Regions from separate parts of the Homo sapiens genome. Here region 2 is linked to region 1. The links are chromatin loops, found by intact Hi-C in ENCODE. Cell type or tissue: B cell. All regions are shown on one strand. Links, peaks and the distances in the headings refer to the core of each region. The heading gives the core; the rest is flanking DNA. Region 1 overlaps POU2F1 (POU class 2 homeobox 1). Region 2 overlaps POU2F1 (POU class 2 homeobox 1).

Region 1 (10,680 bases), core at 1,480-9,479:
AAAGAGACCAGAAACATGTCATTTCAAACCGCTTTCTGGTGGAGTAGCTTTCTCAGTGAGCCACCACTTAAATGACTTGATGAGATTAACTGACAGCCCATTCCTGTTTGATGCACTATCTGATTCCCTATAGCATGCTGAAGACTTATTCCATGGTATGTCTACCAGTTGAGTTGTAAAGTTATTAAGAACCATTTACTTGTTTGTGCTCCCAATACTGTTCATGCTAGTTGTACTAATTTTAATCACACTATTTATTTATTTATTTATTTACAGATGGAGTTTCTCTCTGTCACCCAGGCAGGAGTGCAGTCACGCGATCTCGGCTCAATGCAACCTCCGCCTCCTGGGTTCAAGCAATTCTCATGCCTCAGCCTACTGAGTAGTTGGGACTATAGGCGCATGCCATCACGCCTAGCTAATTTTTGCATTTTTAGTAGAGATAGGGTTTCACCATGTTGGCCAGGCTAATCTCGAACTCCAGAGCTCAGGTGATCCACCTACCTAGGACTCCCAAAGTGTTGGGATTACAGGCATTAGTCACCGCACCCAGCCTAATTACACAATTTAAATAACTATATAAACCAAGGAAAAGAATAGAAAAAGAAAGATGATGTTTCTGTGAAAATTAAGTTAAATGCTTTGGAAAGATTTGATAAAGGGTAATTACTAAAAAATACTGAATTAGATGTGTGCAAGAGAGCTATAAAATAGTAGGGATAAATTATTCTAAAAAAATAGAAAAGCATTATGGACTCAGATTGCCTCATGTGTCATATAATTCTTGCCCCACTTTTAAAGCAGTGTTTTTTAATCTATGAGACATGAAGTCAATTTAATAGGTTGAAGTCTAGAACACATCGCAATACATTTATACCTGGAAAGAAGCATTGTTCTATGGAACTTTTCTTGAGTTTTTAGTATTTAGTCTATACATATATGTACAATGTAAAATGTGACTTTCAGTGAAAAACGTAAAAATCTTTTGAGTTTTTTATCCAAACTCAAAAGGCTTTGGCCCAAAAAAATTGGTGAATGAATGTGTATTTATATGCTTTGGGTTAAAATACAATCATTATGTACTTGTGTTTATGATACTTAGGTTGACCATTTTGTTCAGCCAACCAACTACTGATCTCAGTCTCATGGGATAAGAATTTTTACATATTTTATTTTACTTGTCTTCCTCTCATGCCCTCCATATTGTGCCTGAGTCCCCAACCCCCACCATACCTCGGCTCTCTGTTTAGTAGCTATGTGACCCTAAGGGTCATTAACTAGGCCTCAGTTTACTTTTTATGAAGTAAGATTATCCTTCAGATTGCTTGTTATTTGGCAGTGCTTAATAGCCACGTTGATAAAGTACATGTCTTTCATGGTATCTGCCCATCTAGATTTTTAGTAAATGATAGACATTCCGTTAAGTTATTCTAAAAGATTTTTGGTGGGGGGAGGGGACACTGAGAGCCCCATAATGCAACCTTAGAGGGTATCATTTACATAGTCTGTGATGTAGTTGACAAGAATGGTGGCAGTGCCAATACCTATCACTTGATTCTGAGTCTCAAATTTTCAAGTCCTGGAATGTTGTTTCATATTTGGTGGGCATTAGTAAAATTATTTTAGTTTGTATGTGTGTGATGGGTTTGTTGGACTTTTTTTGTAAATAATTATTGATAATGCTTGAGGTACTAAGTATTTTTATTACAGAGAATTGAAATATCATTAAGTGTTTTCTGTAAGTAAGTTAATAGGACACTAAATTATTGGTAGATTGGAAAAGAGATGAAGGTTGGAAAGGATATTGGTGTACTGTTGAGATTGGCTGGGGTGAAACCAGTGGTGCTAAAAGATGCAGACACCCCCCATGATATAGAAAGGAGGTAACAGGCAATAATTGTTGAGTCAGACATTTCTGCTTGTTCAACTAGTTATATGGTCAGTACAGAATAGAGGGTACAAATGGCTATTCATATAGAACATGACCAGGCTGGATGTTAATGATTTAGTAAGGTAGAATATAGGCCGATCTCAGTTCACTCTCACATAAAAGGTGTGTTTTAAAACACTAGTTTGTGATTTAGTTGTCATTGCCCTCAATTTCATTTCTAATGATACCTACACTGGCCCATAAGATCATGAATATAAAAATATTTTAATACTAGTAGTGTCGGCTGGGCATGGTGGCTCATGCCTGTAATCCCAGCACTTTGGGAGGCCAAGGTGGGCGAATCACGAGGTCAGGAGTTCGAGACCAGCCTGGCCAACATGGTGAAACCCGTCTCTACTAAAAATACAAAAATTAGCCTGACTTGGTGGCAGGCGCCTGTAATCCCAGCTACTTGGGAGGCTGAGGCAGGAGAATCGCTTGAAACTAGAAGGCAGAGGTTGTAGCAAGCTGAGATTGTGCCACTGCACTCCAGCATGGGCAAAAGAGCAAACTCCATCTCAAAAAAAAAAAAAAAACTAGTAGTGTTAACCGTGAATTCTGGGTCCTGGAAGAGCGTTTGTCCCCTCTTTTAGAAAATAAAAAAAGGCTACATTTTAGGCGTAATTGTGAAATACATGAGTTTGAATTTGCCCTTTCAGCTCCTTTTTATACTTCCATATGTTACTACTATTTCCTATTATTACTACCTTCTATGAACCCTTTGCCCACATTACCCCACCCCCAATCCAGGTCCTCTAAACATCAGTTATTTTATCATTTATTGGCCTCTTCTCTAGTAGAAACAACCATTGCCTTACAATCAACTCCTCAACTAGGTGTTAAATGAAAGCAGTGGGATTGGATTAATTCATGCTCAAGTGTGAATGACTGACAATCCCACAAACCTCTCAAAAATGATTTTCCTTTGTACAACGGGTGTTCTTTCTAGGTTAAGTTTTAGTCTAATTGATTCTTTGCTATTATTTCAGACAGATGACCAAGTGAAATGGACATTTGAACTTTGTGGGAAAAGCTGTCATTTTCTTCTTTTGGACATAAATGTGCCATGGTTGGGGAGTACAGGCAAGAGACGGTGACAGTCCCTCTCCCAATCCATCTGTAGAGGCTTGGACAAACTCCTGGTATTTAAACTTCCCCTCTAAAATTAGTAGGGTACCTAGGTCAAGGGTGGTAGAAAGGGACTTTTCTTGCCTTTCCTTCCCACTGTAGCAATGTGAGCTTTTTTTTCTGGGTGAGCTTTGCAGTAGAGGGGAAGCGGGGGGTCCCACTCTAGATAGTAGCCTGTGTGGGCTGGTAAACTATAGCCTCCCTGCTACAGGTCTTGTGGGACTCCCTTAGCCTGAGGAGGAGGCTCTTTCACTAGGAAGGTGCTGCTCCTGTTGGGTACAGACACACTCCTTTGTTAGCAATGATTGTCTGGCTGCAAGTCATCCTTAGCTAATATATGAAAGACCACACTCACAGTAGAAAGGTAGTTTAGAGATGTTATTACATAAAGTAGAAAAGGGCAGATGGTAAGTTGCAGAAATATCCCATAATAAATGCAAATAATAAATTTTAAATTTCGTAAAGGCGGAAGAGGAGGGAAATAAACATTTATTGATATCTACTGTAATCTAGTCACATTCATCATTGCTTTTCATCTTTTCTCACCAAGGAGAATTTGTATAATCCAACATATTCTACCTTAAAAACTCATTTGAAATTTGTGTTCTCTTCTATAATGTATTCTTATTTTAATACAAAGTGGTGTGAAATATTAAATAAGATTGATGCTTTCAAAAGATGGACATGTTTATCCAGTGACTTGATGTCTGCCCTGGCACAACTGCATCACATTCCTCCAGTCCACGCTCTTGTCTGAGAAGCATGAAAGCATTTATCTCACAATAACCTCATGAAAGGGATATCATCATTTTATAGGTGATAAAATTAAGGCTCGAAGAAGGAAGGAACTTAAACAGGTATTACAGGTATTAAATGGCTGTGTTAAGTTTCTCCCCCAAAGTCTCTCCTCATAAGCATTTTGTGATTCAGTAAAACAGAAAAACTGGTAATGCAGAGTGCTGATCCAAAAGTTTAAGGTTTTTGGTCCTCTACTGACTTGCAAGGGAATCTTTTTAAAGGCCCCTTGTTAAAATCTGTCTTTCATTTCCTGAAGACTAGTTCTAAATAAAAACAGTTATTAATGGGCTGACACCTTTCAGAACTCTCCTCAAATCTAGTGCACTCTTCTGTGTATCTGTACACACCTGACTTTTAAACACAATGTCTTTGCTGCCGTTTACTGGTTTCTTCACTACACGGAAAACAAACCATTCAGTCTGCTGCTTTACCACCTCTCAGCAATTCCCTACGTGTTTAACTCATCCATAATGCATAGGAATAGCCAAGAGCACAGATTCTGATATCAGAAAATTCTAGTTTTAAATCCTGATTCCGAATTACTAGTGTGACATTGGATAAAGTGTTTTAGTTCTCTGTGCCTCAGTTTCCTTACTTTAATAATATATAAGGAAAGAAAGGGGTAATAATGCTTATTACTCCATGGAGATTTTATAAATCTCCTGAATTGTCTGTGATGATTAGGCTGTTGTCATTGTAATGCCTAAAAAATTTTGGGTTGATGACTTACCTTGTAAATATACTTTAAATTGAATAAACATATAGTTTAGTAAGGATTATATATATGTATGTATGTTCATTAAGTGAAATATACTTGAGAATACCAAGTAATTCCACAATTTACATGGCCCACCCTTTGACAATAGAGATTCTAAGTAACAAACTGTCTTCTTTCTACTTGAGATTTATTTTCATGGGGGAAGGATACTGCATAATATGTAGCATTCAACTAATCTATTCTGTTAATTTGGTAATATAAAAAGATTTGTAGATAATGAATTTCTATACTCTTTAAGATACTTTATACACCTTGCACTGCTTCTGGGTTTACTGTTGCCTCGTTTTAAAGTGGGACTTTCTCTTGACGGAAGTGTGTTAAGAATTGGAAAATTCCCTATCAGTAGACTAGCACCATCTTGACAGCCTTGTGTTCTGCTTCTACCTTGCTAATTGTTTCCTTGGGATTATTTGGATTGTGTAGAAAGCTTTTTGCAAATCCTCTTATTACTGAAGTCATTGTTGCCAGCAGGAATAAGATTAAAGGTGCTTAAGTCTGTAGGGTTGTTTCTAATTTGTACGTGTCATTTCAGTGGCATTTTAACAGAACTCTGTCTCCTGTACCTCCCTTCTCCCTTGGTACTATCTCCAGTTAGGTCCAAGAAGCCAGGCCATTGGAAGAAGTCTCATTTTATCCTCCTAATTATTATGCTGGCACTCAGGAGATAATTTTTCCCTTCATGCACTGCCAATTAATATGCAAATAGCCTGATAAATATTTATGCAACGATTTAAATTATGCAGGGAGTGCTTTCAGTATATTCTGTAAATGAATTGTTCATGGACTTCAAAGTGCTGGCTGCTGTGCTAACGAGGAGAGATTTGCATAAGGCCCTAATCACGCGCATACTGATTAAGCTTCATTATGGAAACTGCCAGCTGCAATCTTTGTTTCTATTTTATTACAAAAAGAGGAACTTTTTCATGCTTCAGTTGCCTTGACAATGTCAGTCCTAGCTGGTAGGAGAGACTAAAACTCCTCTGAGCAACTGAAGTTTCCTTATTCAGTTGAAGATTGCTATGGTGTAACAGAAGTTGTATTTTGCTTTTCCCCTTAATCCACTTTCCACCCTACGCAACCCCCCTCTTTTCGCTTAAGAACATACTGTAGATTTGTTAGAAATAGTAGTACCTTCTTTCCCCACCCCAAACTGCTACCTGTTTCTTCCTTGTTTGGACTCTCTGCTCCTCTAGAAGATTTCACAGCAATGCTGGACTGCAGTGACTATGTTCTAGGTGGGTACCAGCACAGTTCTTTTCTTAGAAGCTTTAATATGGAAATAGAGTGTGTCGGGTTGACTATGCATAAATGCTTAATCGCATATGCAGCCTGTGGCGGGGGAGGGGGAGAGTTGGACTGAGCAGGGAAGGAGGAAAGCATTTGCAAAGCACAAGCTTACTTGAATTTGCAGTAGGTCCCTCCCTGTGACTAGCTCTTCTGATTCAGAGGGTATCGTTAGTAAATACAGTTAATTTAGAGTTCAGCTCGAATGAATATTTTTGCTTTTTGGAAATTCCTATTGAGAACATTTCATGTAGTTATAAAAACATCTTAAATCTGAAACAAGGCATAGAACTGTACATATATAATATATACATATTAATAAAAATGTTTTTCATACCTAATGAGAACGTCTTATACAAAAACCAAAATGCTCAGTGAAAAATAAGGTTGAGTCACAATGCAGAATAGTTTTTATAAATGTTAATAAAGAGGGTAATTGTACTGGTTGCTGCAACAGATCTGTTGATCGATTTCCAGATTTTAGAAACTATTAACTTTTCAAATTTTTGCTAGGATTAGTCCTCTTTTTAATTTTTTTAAAATCAACTATATACTCTAGATAACTACAACTTTAAATGTTGGAAAACCTTTTTAGAGTTTTCTCTGTAGAACAGCAAGCCTTTTGGAGTGGAAGATGTCCAGCTTAAATTTGTTAAAACCATCTTTGGTGATGAAGATTTCAAATAAATCAAGGCACTTTGATTTTTAGATATATGGTGGCTAATGGTGGTCATATTTTGTGTGGAGTTATGTCTGTTTATATGCAGAATTATTGAGACTTTTTTAGTTACTCTAGTCACCTGGAAAGTTAAATGATATGAACTCCGGGACTTGGATATCTTACATTTAAAACTTTTGCAAATGACTTTTTTCCTATATTGTCATTTTCTGCACTTGAAAATTAAAGCTGCTCCTGTCACCTTCATAGTTGCCAAAGATAAAGTAAAATGATACTTCTGAAAACGTTTGAATTCTTATGCATAAGGCATGGCCTAAACCCAGGGTAGCAGTATCTGCCCAGCACAGTAAAAGCCACTATGTAAAGAGTGAATGACAGAAACAACAAATTTATGTCAGGAATTCAATCTTGTATTTACTCTTTGACATTTACTTAGTTAACAATTCAAAAAAAGGAAAGAAAAATACCTTTTTGGAATATTTTTAACACATCATTTTAGAAGTAGAAATTACATCTCTTACTTTCAGTTAATAGTAAGTATTATTTAAACAGTCTTCCCATTGTGCAATTTTATTTTTGTGTGTATGTGAAGTAATGTTTTATTTTTGTGTGTATGTGAGATAATTTTGTTAAATGCTTTTGAAGCTCTTGACAGTTCAGTAGAAGAATCTGAGATGATTCACTTAAAATACCTGTGACATAGTCTTTATAGATGGGAAAATTAGAATATGAATTGTACAAAGTCAGGCTCATGACTTGTTAAGAATTATGCTTATTTCTGCGGTGCCCACATATGTGAGAAAACTGTTACTCTTTTTATGAATGTTAACTGATTGATCATTTTTTCCACTTTCCTTTAAAATTCATTTAAAGGAAGCATGGAGCAGTATGTATGCTAATGGTATATTCTATTACATTTGTTGTGATCTCTGTTGACTTTCATGAGATTTTGGTTGTCATTCAGAAAGCTGATTTTTCACTAAGTTGTACACCTGTTCCTTTCAAACCTTAGTATGCTTTCAGATGATATTTAAATTTCTCTGGACAGTGAGAAGAAGGAAGTTGTAGAACTGCCCTCATTTATGACCACAAACATATGAATTTTAACCCTTTGAACATTAGAAGACCAAACCAAAGTTATGACAGAACTGCCTAAGCCCATAAGACAAGCATCAGTTACAGAAACTTTTACTGTATTGGAAAAGCTATTACACATCTTCTTGTTGGAAATGAAACTTATAAAAGAAAGACTCCTGATTTTTTTTCTCATCTGTTATGCATGGGGATAATTCGACTGTAAAGAACATGGTTGAGAATTCTGTCTAGTGATTGTTTTGATTTTCTAGTTAGATGTTTAAGCAGATGAAAAAATGTGCTCTTTGGTCAAAAACAGTATAGTTTAAATATTTGTTCTCTGTTAATAACTAAAGTTAAATGGTTCTTAACTTATTTAACCACTAAATAAGTTAATGTGGGTAAAGGCAGAACTTATTTGACAGTAAACTTGTTTGATCATAAATATTCTAAGTTTGAGTTTACAGTAGTAGAATAAGAGATATATTTATGTATATTCCGTTTCTTACCCTTTCAAAGACTTAGAAGAAAAGCAGAGTTCTTGTCTCTTCTCTTAATGTATTTTCTGGGATACCTAATATTGCTTGATGAAAACATTTTACTGTGGAAATAAACCTTCATTAAGTAGATAACCCAGAAATGATAAACTCAAATTAGCAGTTTCATTTAGGATATTGAGGTAGTATTACTTTAAGTGGGTGTGGTTGTAATGCAGTTTTGAAATTATTAGCTATATCTGTTATGCCTTACGGTACAACTTCTTGTGCTGGTTTATAGTTGAGGTATGAATTTAATATGTTCTCACTTTGACTTGTTTAGTTTGGTTGGGGAGGGGAGTAAATTTAGAGATAATTTACCTTAGACGTGTTTTCTTTTAGTTCATAGGTTGAGTTACTGTCCCATCTTTTATCAAGATTACCAGTGGGTTGTTTTGGTTATAATGAATGAATATCATTGCATATAGAAAAAGATACTTTATTTGGGAATAACATTTTATTATGTGAGGTGCTTCCCCCCTTTCCAGTTTTACTTCATGTTAAAAGCATTTATTCCTTTTACATATCAGGCTTTCTAATTTTCTTCAGGTTACAGTTCTGCTGTCTTTCTTTAAAGAATCTTAAAATTATTTAAAAAGACAGTTTATTTGTGAATCCCTTCAGGGTCTGGGGAATTTTGAATTTCTTCCAGATAACCTTTTATTATAATTTCTAGTATTTTAGCCAGACATGTATACACTGGGTCTTCTTAAACTATATGACTATAACATTAGTTAACCCTTTTCTCTGCCACAGTTTTGCCTCCTCAATCCCATCTCCATCCCCAGTTTTTTAAAAACCTTATTCTCCTCTGATTTATTGCAGACTCAAGAATGAACAATCCGTCAGAAACCAGTAAACCATCTATGGAGAGTGGAGATGGCAACACAGGTAAGAGTTTTCTGATCTAGCTTTTTAATTAACTCTAGTAGAGCACAAAGAAGAAAGTTTCCATGTAACTAGGACTTGTATTTGGCAAATACAGACCAATTTGAGTATTGAGTTGTCAAATATGATTCAGTCCTTTAGGAACTGGGAGGGATTATGTTTGTTTAAGATTACTTAACTTTCTTCTGCAGGCAGCTTCGTTGTTTTGCTTCTGTCTATCAGACAAACTATGCAGAAGTTAGGAAAACTGTCCTTTGGGTCAGATAGTTTTGGATATGAAATATGGGTTTACCACTTACTAGCTTGTGACTTTAGGCAATTTCCCCAATCTTTTTGAGACTTAATTTATTCAATTACAAAATGAGGATAATATATTTCAGGTTATTGTGAGTATTAAAGGAGATGATATATGTGGCATGTTAAGCAAAATGCCAGCTACACAGTAACTATTCAGTAAAATGTTTTTTCTTACAGATGTTAATCAAAATAGTAAATTTTATCTGCCCTACCTTTGCTATAAATTATATTAAAAGTTATGATAGTAAGTAGTTATAGACACATACCCATTTCTAATACATTCTTTTATTTGGTAATTTAAAAAAATTATACTTCATTAAACCTTTTATCAAGAGAAAATTATCATATAAATGAGAATACTGAGGCCCCATGAGAGAAAGGTAAATCTGTAAAGGATGGTTTGTCTCCACGGCTCATACTCTTGAGTCAGTATATTGCTTAGAGGATGTAAGACTATGTATCTTTATCATCTGCCAGAGAGGATACAGGGACTTCCCTGGTTTCTGGTAAAGGTATAAATCAAAATATGAAACCAAATAAGAAGACAGTTATGGGCAAGGATGAACAGAAAGTACTTGCTTCTAAAAACTAGGTTTTTCGCTTGCAGAGAGGGATCCCTTTTGACTTATCATTTTAAAAATGCTTAACCATGGGCAATGGTAAGAGTGAGAGGCACTCTTAATTTGTGGTAAATGGCTGAGTTGGACTAATGTAGCAGTTTTCCTGCCTGTATGTCTTTTGCTGTAAACTCTCCTATACCTGGAGATGCTTATGTTAATCTCTAAACTGTACATACCTCTTTATGTGAAACTGAGCTGTGGGGCTTCCATGTTCACCCCTGTTGTATTTAACACACTTCATAGTACTCTTACTGAGGCTAGCCAAGTAGACTTCTGTAGTATCTCTTAAGAAGGGAAAGGGCAGCATTGTATTCTGTCTGAATTGTCAGCCAGTCTCCTTTTTGTTACTTCTCTGTCCCCTGTTTGGACTCCATCTTTCTTTCTTGTTCAGCACTGGTTCCTATGCCAGTGCCGGTGCTTCAGCCACCTAGCTTAGGTGTGGGAAATGTTTGCAGAGAGAAATAGGGCAGCTGATCCCCTTAAGAGACTAGAGGGTGGGGCAGTGGGCAGGACACCTGTGCCTAAAGAACAGCTTCAAAGAAGAAACATACTTTTTTTTTCCCTAAGGGAAGATAAGCAAATGATTGGAAAACACTGAAAATAGCCATTACATCAGACTACATGGAAATCCCTGTATCTACTTTAATGCTACTACTGTAATAGCAGTT
Region 2 (10,680 bases), core at 1,502-9,501, 60 kb before region 1:
TAGCATATGCCTGTAATCCCAGCTACTCAGGGGGTTGAGACAGAATTGCTTGAACCCGGGAGGCAGAGGTTGCAGTGCGCCAAGATCGGGCCATTGCACTCCAGCCTGGGCAACAAGAGCGAAACTCCGACTCAAAAAAAAAAAAGGCCCTATTCACCTGTTGGCTTCTAATTCAGATTTTTGCATTTAGCCTCTTCAGTGAGTTATGTACCACAGATAGATATAAACTTCCAAAAACACAGTTCCGATTGGTATATTTTACTACTCAAAGCCTTCAGTATCTCTCCATTTGGCTGCTGAATAAAGTCCAGATTTCATACCCCAACAGTCAAGGCCCTCCCTCATTCATCTCTCCTACTACTCTACTCTCTGGCTGTTTCAGACAAACTATTCTTAAGACTCCTTGTGATTTCCTACTTCTTTGTCTCATTTACTCTAGTTCTTGTGACCTTCATAGAGTCTTAAGAATAAAAGGGAGGGAAGATATGTTGAAATCTTGAGAACACCTGTGAGTAGGTCATATGTGGCAGAGCTGGGATGAAAGCTCTTCTATTACTTGTTATTTTTTGTAATTGCTATGTGCCAGGTATTGTGGCCAATCCTGGGTTATGATGGTAAGTGAAACAAAAGTGATCTCTGCTCTTTATACCTTATGGTCTATAGAGACAAATATTAACCACTATATATAGTAAACCAATGTTGCAATTACAAACTTGGATGGGTCCTATCAAGGAAAAGTACTTTGAGGTACTTTAAGAGAAGATAATGGGCAAAGGGAGTACAGCTAATTTATAGTGGTATGTCAGGAAAGGTCTCTTTAAGGAAGTGTTTTTTTTTTTCTTTTTTCATGCTGCCCCATGTGATTAAGAGGAAATGAATTTTAAGCTGAGAACTGACATATGAGAGCATGTAGGTAGGGCAAAGAGTGGAGAAGGGCATTCTAAGCAGAGTGAGCAGTATGCACCAAGGCCCCCAAGTGGAAAGGAATTTGGGGTATTAGATGACCTCAAAGGTCAGTGTGGCCAGAACATATTTTGATTACTGAGGAGTAAGATGAACCTGGAGAGTTAAGGAGGAACCAGATCATATAGAGCCTTTTAGACCATATTGGATTTTGTATTTTATATAAAGTACATTGAAAAGAAAATGGCAATTGAAGGGCTTTTGAAGAGTGACACAGTCCAGTTTGTGTTTTTAAAATATCACTGTGATTAATAATATATCCAAAATTCAGCCACTTCTTATCTCCACAGTCTCCACCCTGGTATAAATCTCATTTGAATTAGCTAGTCTCAGCTTCCACCCTTCCAGCCCTACAGCTATTCTTTTTTTATCTTTTTTCTTAAGAAATTTTTTTAAAAAAATTTATCATGGCCCAGGCACTCACACCAACAGCCTATTCTAGACAGTTACCAGTTTTTTTCCTTTAAAATGTTAGAGCATGTCTCTCCTGCTCCAGATCTTCCCACGGTTTCCCATTTTACTCGGAGTAAATCTCCGAGACATGCTCCCACCTCAGGGCCTTTACACTTGCTGTCTCGTTTGCCTAGGATGCTTTTCTCACAGATACCCATGTAGTTCACTTCCTAACCTCCTTCAGGTCTTTATACAACTGGTGAATCCATACCAGACCCCATCCCTGCCAGTCCTTCCCTACTTTATTTTTCTCTGACTTTCATACTAGAATGTAAATTTCACTGGATAAAGAATTTTGTAAGAGAGTCCTGTACTGATCTATTCTCAGGATGTGTAATGCTGTATATAACAGGCATTCAGTAAGTATTAGTTGAATGAGTAGCTTGGTGGAGTCTAGAGTAGCAGCTGAGAGAACAGTTTAAAGGGTCTGAGTCTAGATGAGAGATGGTGGCTGAGACAAAGATTGTGGAAGATGCAGAGAAGCAGGGGATTCAAGATACATTTTAGAGATAGAATTAACAGGACAGTTCACAATGATAAGATAACTTAAGTTTTTGCCTCACAAGTTTAGCGTTTCTTCTATTAAACCATTATGAAATGTCATTGTTAGCTAGTAATTTAAGTTAGTAATTAGGTTATTCAGAGTCATTGATTTAGCCTGTGTCTAAAACCAAGCAATGTAGATGGCTGCCAAATTCACTAATGGCAGCAGCATGTGGTGAAGGTTAAAGAAGATTTGATAACTCTTTTAGGTATTTAAAATATTTGTATATTTTTAAAAATCAAACTTATGAGACAGTGCATGCAGTAGTGAAATGTATATATATAGCTCATTTGAGGAGTACTCTTAGGGTTGTGGTTCTCAAATAGGGACAGTCTCTTGCCGTACCCTCCCCCACCCCCCAACATTTGGCAATGACTGGAGACATTTTTGATTGTCACAACCTGAAGAATGGTGCTCATGGCATCTAGTGATTAGAGGCCAGTTATGCTGCTAAACATCCTGCAATGCACAAAGTCAGTCTCCTCCCCTCTCTGCAAAGAATTATCTGGTCCAAAATGTCAGTAGTACTTAGGTTGAGAAACCCTACCTTAGGTATTAAAACTCAAGCTTCAATTTATGTCAATGCTAAGCCTGCAGCTACACTGTTAAATCCACAGACCTGTATACTTCTACAACTTGTTGTGTATACAAGGTGTGATTAGAATGGTTGCACTTTTAAACAAATATAACTGACACACTTGCATGCTTATGCACAGAAATCCAGTTGAAAGCTCCACCTTCACAATAGTTCTCTTGGGAAGAGTTTGCATTTATATGATTCTGCCATTTTTTTAAATTTATTTTAAGTTTCAGGATACATGTGCAGGACCTGCAGGTTTGTTACATAGATGAACACATGCCATAGGTTCTGCCTTTTTTATAGTTGCCTTTGAAACCTGGAGCATACCCTTTAAATCTCCTTAATGGTACCAAATTATCTTCCGAAGGTGGATTTGGAAATATCCAGTGCTTTCTGAATGCATTGTGATGGGTGTAATCAGGTTGGGTAGTAATTCTATTGTAAGGTGAAATTGAGATATGGCTATAAAATAATAATTGGTGGTTTAAAAGTAGTGCTTTTACAAAATCTTTTCATCGGTAATTAAGTGTGTCATAATCTCAATTTGAAGAGGTATGTGCAGATGTTCTAGAATTATTAAAACAAAATCAGTATCAGAATGTCAAATATTTAAAAGATTGTTGTCTGGGATCAAGGGAAACAGCCACTGTCACATAATATTGGGAAGGTACTTTGGCACAATTTGGTAATACTATTAATTTTTTTTTTTTTTTTTTTTGAGATGGAGTCTCGCTCTGTTGCCAGGCTGGGGTGCAGTAGCATGATCTTGGCTCACTGCAATCTCCACCTGCTGGGTTCAAGCGGTTCTTCTGCCTCAGCCTCCCAAGTAGCTGGGATTACAGGCACGTGCCACCACACCCAGCTAATGTTTGTATTTTTAGTAGAGATGGGGTTATATCGTGTTGGCCAGGATGGTCTTGATCTCCTGACCTCATGATCTGCCTGTCTTGGTCTCCCAAAGTACTGGGATTACCGGCGTGAGACACCGCAAAATGTTCATATTATTTCACTTAGGAATTCTGTCTCTAGCCATTTGTTTACAGACATTTTTACACCAGTAAGGAAAGATATGAAAAGTGCTGTTTCTTGGAGGTTTGTTTGTAAAGTGGAAAAATTAGAAACAACCCAATACCTGTATTAATAGTATTAGTATTGTGATCAGTATTATTGATCACAAATCATTAGTATATCCTTGAAGTAAAATACTATACACCACCAAAAAATGAAGGTATAATGTGTACTGATATAAAAAGAGCTATCAAATATATTAAATGGGGTGGGGGGAAGGAAGCTGTAAAAAGGAAAAAAAAAACCCACAAAAGTAGTAGGTATGGCATGTGATACCAAACTATATATGCAAGACATGCATAGAAGAGAGACCTGGAGGAATAAATACTAAATGTAATGGGAATAGGATAGTTTCCTATATTTCAGACTTGTTTGATTGTATTGTAATGTTTTACAATCAGGAAAAAAAAACTAAAACCGTGAGACAGTGATCTTACTTATAACTAGCTCTTTTAAGATTTTGAAGCAGTCCTTTGTATTAGTACATAGCTACCGATCTTTCTGCAGTTCTGTTTTTATATTAATAAATACCTAAAATTGGCCAGAGATTCCTAGGGCATTGTTCTTCATCTGAAGTTATTTACTGCTTTAAAACATTTTAAAATTCTTCATTGTGAAAGTATCACAGTTACTGTGTCTTTTTTTTTTTTTTTTTTTTTTTTTGAGATGGAGTGTTTGTTGCTCTGTTGCCCAGGCTGGAGTGCAGTGGTGCGATCTTGACTCACTGCAAGCTCCGCCTCCCAGGTTCATGCCATTCTCCTGCTTCAGCCTCCCTAGTAGCTGGGACTACAGGTGCCTGCCACCAGGCCTGGCTAATTTTTGGTATTTTTAGTAGAGATGGGTTTTACTGTGTTAGCCAGGATGGTCTTGATCTCCTGACCTCATGATCTGCCTGCCTCGAGCCTCCCAAAGTGCTGGGATTACAGGTGTGAGCCACCGTGCCCGGCCTACTGTGTCTTTTTTAAAATCTTGGGCTTTGAAATACCAGTGTGGTAAACTGCTAATCTGTGTTTACCCTGCAGGTGGCGCTGGTGGTTTTGTGGTGTTCTTCAGCGTGACTCAAGTAAAATTCCCTTCAGCTGGGAAATCACTTAGATATTGGTTCTGCTTGTAGAATGTTATCTTTCATGTAATCTGTTGAATATCAGACATTTTCTTACTATTATTTCAAGAAATACATGTAGCAGGAAAAAATCTACTAACAAATTATTAGGATATAATTATATTTTATACCTTATTTATCTACTTTATTATTCATTACAATTTCTGGGAAAATTAAATTTATTTCAGCAGTTCATTACTTTCCAACTCCCTTAAAATTCCAAAACTTCATCAAAAAACTGGCAGTAGAACTAATTTTTTCAAATTAATTCTCTTTGAAGTCTTTCATTTTCCTTTCTGTTTGTGTGTCTGACTCCCCCTTTCTTTCTCTCAGTCTGTCAAGTTCAAGAGCAGCTCAGATGCCATGAATTAAGTGGAGCACAAAAGGGGGAAAGGAGACCCTTTTGAAGAACAAAGGCCTCCCATTAGGCTGCCATGTTCTTTTTTGACCAAAAGTGCACCCTACATGGTTTCTATTGTTGTCCACATGCCCTGCACATAAGGTAAATACAGCAGATCCTCATTACCTCACGTTTTCCTCCTCTTCCTCCTATGCCACACACAACCAGTGAAGCTTTGGGTCTTTGATGTCTTTAGGCATTCTTATACAGTTGCTTTATCTCCTTTTAAAAACCTACAGGGGTAGAAGTGGAAGTGGAGAGCAATGCACACCGAGTAGTAAAACCTCACAAGAAGGGAAAATGAGCTGTTAGAGAAGCTGCAACCCAGGAATCCAGGGCAAGTGGAAAGATCCAGAGATTTTACTGTTGTTGTTCTCTATTCTCTGTCTTTTAATCCTATAGCTTAAAAATCCTGTATTTTTAAAGTAATAACTTTGATTTACATTCACTATAGTTTTTCCTCCCTTTGTCCGTGTAACAAGACAGGCAGGTGGGAATAAATTTAATTGCTGAGAGCAGTTCATGTAATGATCAGAAATTCTTGCTAATCTGCTCCTACTTATTGGATGTTGGCTCTTTGGTGTCATGGAGATGGCTTTACTGTAGGTTTGTTGTGTTGCATTACTTTTCATTGGGATTGAACTGAGAAATAACAAACAAGCTTTAAGTGGGAAATTAAAAAAAAGAAGTAACCTATGTAGATCCAAACTTAAAATGTGAGAAATTATTGAAATTTCATTTTCTACAAACTTGAAATTAGCCTGCTAATTGTAAAGTTGTTTTAATAATGCTGACAAATGTCAGTTACGTTTGCAAAGGAGTGTATGGTTCTAGGTATTTGCCTACTGTTAACCGTTGAGAAAAACATTGTCAGGTTAGCAAGTCTATTGAAATAGAGACCTCCTTAGTTTACAGCAAAGAATAAATAGCTGATGACTGGAGATTGGGACTAAGGTTTTATTTATTTATATTCTTTGAAAGAAATCGGACAGTTAATAAGTGGTTTGTGGTAGAGTTGAAGGATGTCTGAGAGATGGAAAGAGAGTGACAAAGGAGGAGAAGGAATAGTATTTCTTTTTTAGTATTGTTTTGAAATTAAAACTCTGTTATTTTAATATGGTAAAGAGCAAGAGTTGGGTTGGGCGCGGTGACTCACGCCTATAATCCCAGCACTTTGGGAGGCCGTGGTGGGCAGATCACCTGAGATTAGGAGTTTGAGACCAGCCTGGCCAACATGGCGAAACCTTGTCTCTACTAAAAATACAAAAATTAGCCAGGTGTGGTGGCACATGCCTATAAATCCCAGCTATTTGGGAGGCTGAGACAGGAGAAGCACTTGAACCTGGGTGACAGAGGTTGCAGTGAGCCGAGATCCCGCCACTGCACTCCAACCTGGACAACAGTGTGAGTCTCTGTCTCAAAAAAAAAAAAAAAAGAGTAAGAGTCGAACTTAGGACAACGTATGTTTTCTTTTTTTTCTGACGTTGAGCTAATGGTGGGCAATTTGTGACTTAACATTTAGTGACCACCTTGAACTCTCCCTGAGTTTGTGGGTCTGCCCTTTTAGGATTATAGAGGTGATTCAGTGGTGTTAAAAACAACATTAAAGGGATTAAAGAAGTAATTCCTTTGTAGGAACAGTAGTAACATTTTATTTTGAAAATTTCATGAGGAAATTTTTAGTATTCCTATTTTTTTCCCCATATGTTCTTCAAATAAATATACATAGCACATTCAACATTTTTGGTCCTAAGAATTTCTTATATTAAAATCTGACTAGCATAGCTGAAGTTAAAAAAAAAAGGCCTGTTAACTACTTGAGGAAATGTTTTGACTCTTTATGGACCCTGAATATTGCTTTTCAGGAAGTATTCCTTGTTTTGTTTTTTTGGGTACAGCAGTCTGCAAGAAGCCTTTGGTTTATGTACTTGGCAGCAAAATAAAAGGCAAAGAGCTTCTTGCTGTGTGTTATGTAGGAAATTACCATTCCTGTTGTCTGTGTAGGATGTTCTAAAGATGTAGCCAGGAATCTCAGAGGAGAGAGAGAAGAGACAGAGAGAGAGAGACAGACAGAGAGTCAGACTTGTAGTTCTAATATTTTCTTGCTTTTGCCTCTGCCTCTGGTCATACATTGGATTGTTTTTCTGCTTTTGTTCCTTGGGGTGGCATCTGTCTTCAGGAGAAATCACTCCATAGTCAAACACAGATTGCTGAACTGTGGCATTTTTGCTGTTACTGTTATCCTGAATTTACTGGGAACAGTTTTAATATGGGTGCATTTAAACACTTGTTTGTGGATAGGGAGAGATGGAGAGTGAAATTTCATTCTCTGTTGAATGCTCCGTCTCCTGCCCAGCACATTTCTGCCCCTTCCACATGGTTTTTCACTAACTCCTGAATGTTTCTCTATGCTAATCTGAAAGCTCTACAGCAGAGACTACACATTTATACAGTTCCCCACATACAGGGTCACTTTATGAAATGAATTATTTCTTGACATTTTTCAGGTTTGTGATTGTACCTTTCCAAGCCAGTGTTAACACATTTCAAATATTGTGAAAAGTTGAATTTATGCTAGCATTGTTTTAATTATTTAAATAACTTAACATTTTAGAACCTTGTGGCTTTAGATTTAAAGAGGTATCAAGTCCTTAAAACATTTTCGGTTATTATCCTAATATTAATACAATAATAGTCATTAGACAAATAGTAAATTTTAAAAAGAATAAAAATTAAAAAGAACACCTAACTGGGAAAGTGGGAGAGAAGCCATTTAAAACAATAAACTGAAACTCTTTTCCTGAGTTTCCTTAGAAGCCATTTGGACAATTAATGGAGAGATTTTAAACATTAAATGTATTTGTGACTAAAACTTGCCTTTTCAACAAGACACCCGAACTGCCAAGACTTCACAGGGGTCTCATTGTAGAGAATTAAAATTCAATGATGGTTGAAAGAGAAAAGGCATAATAAGATTGGTCAGACTTCTATATTTATTCAAAGATTGAGCATGAAAAGATTTGGAGCTTTACAGTATTTCAAGGAAGTAGGATGTGTAAAAAGTTGAGATGGGTGGCTTATTTTCTGACATGAGTAGATTTTGATTTAAAACATTCAAGCTGTGCCCTGGGGAGAGGGATGTGTAAGGAGGGAAGGAATCTGATGAAATGAGGACCTCAGAGAGTTTCTGTGGAAGGCTTAGAACTGGAAGTGGTGAATTAGTGAACCATCAAGAAAGAGAATATTTTTATAGACATTTATAAATTTTTATTTCCACAAACATTGGAAATAATGTAGGAATAGGCAAACAATGGTCCTCAGGTCAAATTCGTGTTTTCTGTTTTTGTATGGCCCTTGAGCTAAGAATGATTTCTACATTTTTTTGTGGGGGAAAATAAAAAGCATAATATTTCATGACATTATAATTATATGAAATTGAAACATCAATATTCATAAACTTTTATTGGGATATAACCATACCCATTTGTTTATGCATTGTCTCTGTAATATCTATAGCTGCTTTTATGCTGCAACAGCAGAGTTGAATAGTTGTGGCAGAGACCATGTGTCCCATAAACACTAAAATGTTTACTTTCTGACTTTTTACACGACAGGTTTGCTGTCCACAGAAATAAAAGAATGTCCGCAGTATGTTAGAATGAACAGTATACAGTTTTTTGTAAGACTAGGAATACTTGCCATTAATAAATTCATTTTCTGTATTCTTATATTTGCTTATCAGGAATAAATGCTTTTTTTGGTGAATGGTTTTCATTCTGAAAAATGTCAAAATAGTAAATATTACCTTTTTTTTTTTTTTTTGACAATGCCCCCTTTTTTGGCTGGGAATGTTCTTACTCTGGTTTTGTAAGTATGTTCCCACACATTAGGATTTCAAAAAAAAAAAAAAACCATATTCAGAACTGTATTAGTCAGTTCTTGCATTGCTGTAAAGAACTTCCTGAGACTGGGTAATTTATAAAGAAAAGAGGTTTAATTGGCTCACAGTTCCACAGGCTGTACAAGCGTGGTGGGGGAAGGCCTCAAGAAACTTAGAATCATGGCAGAAACTGAAGGGGAAGCAAGCAGGTCTTTTATGACCAGAGCAGGAGGAAGAGAGAGAAGTAGGAGGGGCTACACACTTTTAAACAACCAGATCTTGTGAGAACTCACTATTACAAGAACAGCAAGGGGGAAGACTACCCCCATGATCTAGTCACCTCCTTCCAGGCCCCTCATCCAACATCGAGGATTACAATTTGACATGAGATTTGGGTGGGGACACAAATCCAAACCGTATCATTCTGCCCTGGCCCCTCCCCAATCTCTCATGTCCTTCTCACATTGCAAAATACAGTCATCCCTTCTCAGTAGTCCCCCAGAATCTTATTTCAGCATTAACTCAAAAGTCCACAATCCAAAGTCTTATCTGAGACAAGGCAAGTCTCTTCCACTTATGAGCCTGTGAAATCAAAAACAAGTTAGTTACTTCCAAGATAACAACACGGGTACAGGCATTGAGTAAACACACCCATTCCAAAAGGGAGAAATCAACCAAAAGACAGGGGCTACAGGCCCTGTGCAAGTCCGAAACCCAGCAGGGCAGTCATTAAATCTTAAAGCTCCAAAATAATCTTTGACTCTATGTCTCATATCCGGGCAGCACTGATGCAAGGGGTGGTCTCCCAGGTCCTGAGGCATCTCTGCCCCTGTGGCTCTACAGGGTACAGCCCCTCGGCTGTCTTTACAGGCTGTCGTTGAGTGCATGTGGCTTTTCCAGGTACACAGAACAAGCCGTCAGTAGATCTACCATTCTGGGGTCTGGAGGACGGTGGCCCTCTTGTCACAGCTCCAGTAGGCACTGCCTCTGTGGCGACTGTGTGTGGGGGCTCCAACCCCACTCCCCTCTACACTGCCCTCGTAGAGGTTTTGCATGAGGCCTCTGCTCCTGCAGCAGAGTCCTGCCTGGAGTTTCCATACATCCTCTGAAATCTAGGCAGGAGCTCCCAAGCCTCAACTCTTGCCCTCTGTGCACCCGCAGGCTTACCACCACGTGGAAGCTGCCAAGGCTTACAACTTGCCCCATCTGGAGCAGCAGCCTGAGACGTATCTGGGCCCCTTTTAGCCACAAAGAATTTTCTTTCTCTTGGCCTCAGGCCAGTACCTTTTATGCCTTGCCTATTATGTCTGGCAGAAGTGTGGCAGTTGTTGGGAAAGTAACTGGGAGCTCTCATAGGCTTCTGTATGAAAAGCTAGGATAACCACGTTATGAGTAGTGTATGGACAAGAACTTGAACTTGTGGTCTTTCCCCTCTCATCAGCTTCATATTGCTTAAGATAGAAAAATAAGGGATTTCAAAATGTAAGAGTGAAAGAAATTAGAGTTTGACAAAGATATAAAAGCCATAGTTTAAAATAAATGTGTTTTATTTTCTTCCTGAATAATTGAGCCTGAACCAGGAGCATACTGTTCATGTTTAATCTCTATGTGAAAAAACAAGGGTAGTAATTGTAGAGCAAACTCTTGATTTATTCTGAATGACCACCAGTTACTAACTAAAAATACGATT

What was found. Peaks named below come from ENCODE experiments on the same cell type or tissue, not always from the same donor. Only the 100,000 strongest peaks of a DNase experiment are listed, where the experiment ranks them.
Region 2: a loop joins it to region 1, with 2.7 times the contacts of the local background. A loop is called at or near these places in 3 of 110 quality-filtered maps.

Annotation. Positions count from the first base shown.
Region 1 is chr1:167,323,438-167,334,117 of GRCh38, forward strand. POU2F1 (POU class 2 homeobox 1) reads left to right here. Exons shown (of 16, transcript NM_002697.4): 2 at 9,033-9,098. Among named protein-coding and RNA genes, the nearest start is that of POU2F1, 110 kb to the left of the region's middle. RefSeq lists an enhancer at 4,280-6,372. In B cell, for the core only: no CTCF peak of the experiment used is centred there; DNase peaks (open chromatin) are centred at 5,534 and 7,652; H3K4me3 peaks cover 4,201 bases; H3K27ac peaks cover 4,498 bases.
Region 2 is chr1:167,263,385-167,274,064 of GRCh38, forward strand. The region is part of intron 1 of POU2F1 (POU class 2 homeobox 1); the gene reads left to right. It overlaps LOC124900412 (a long non-coding RNA gene), which reads left to right. Exons shown (of 2, transcript XR_007066718.1): 2 at 1-10,680. Among named protein-coding and RNA genes, the nearest start is that of POU2F1, 48 kb to the left of the region's middle. RefSeq lists an enhancer at 905-994. In B cell, for the core only: CTCF peaks have their summits at 4,614 (motif pointing right) and 4,818; a DNase peak (open chromatin) is centred at 4,637.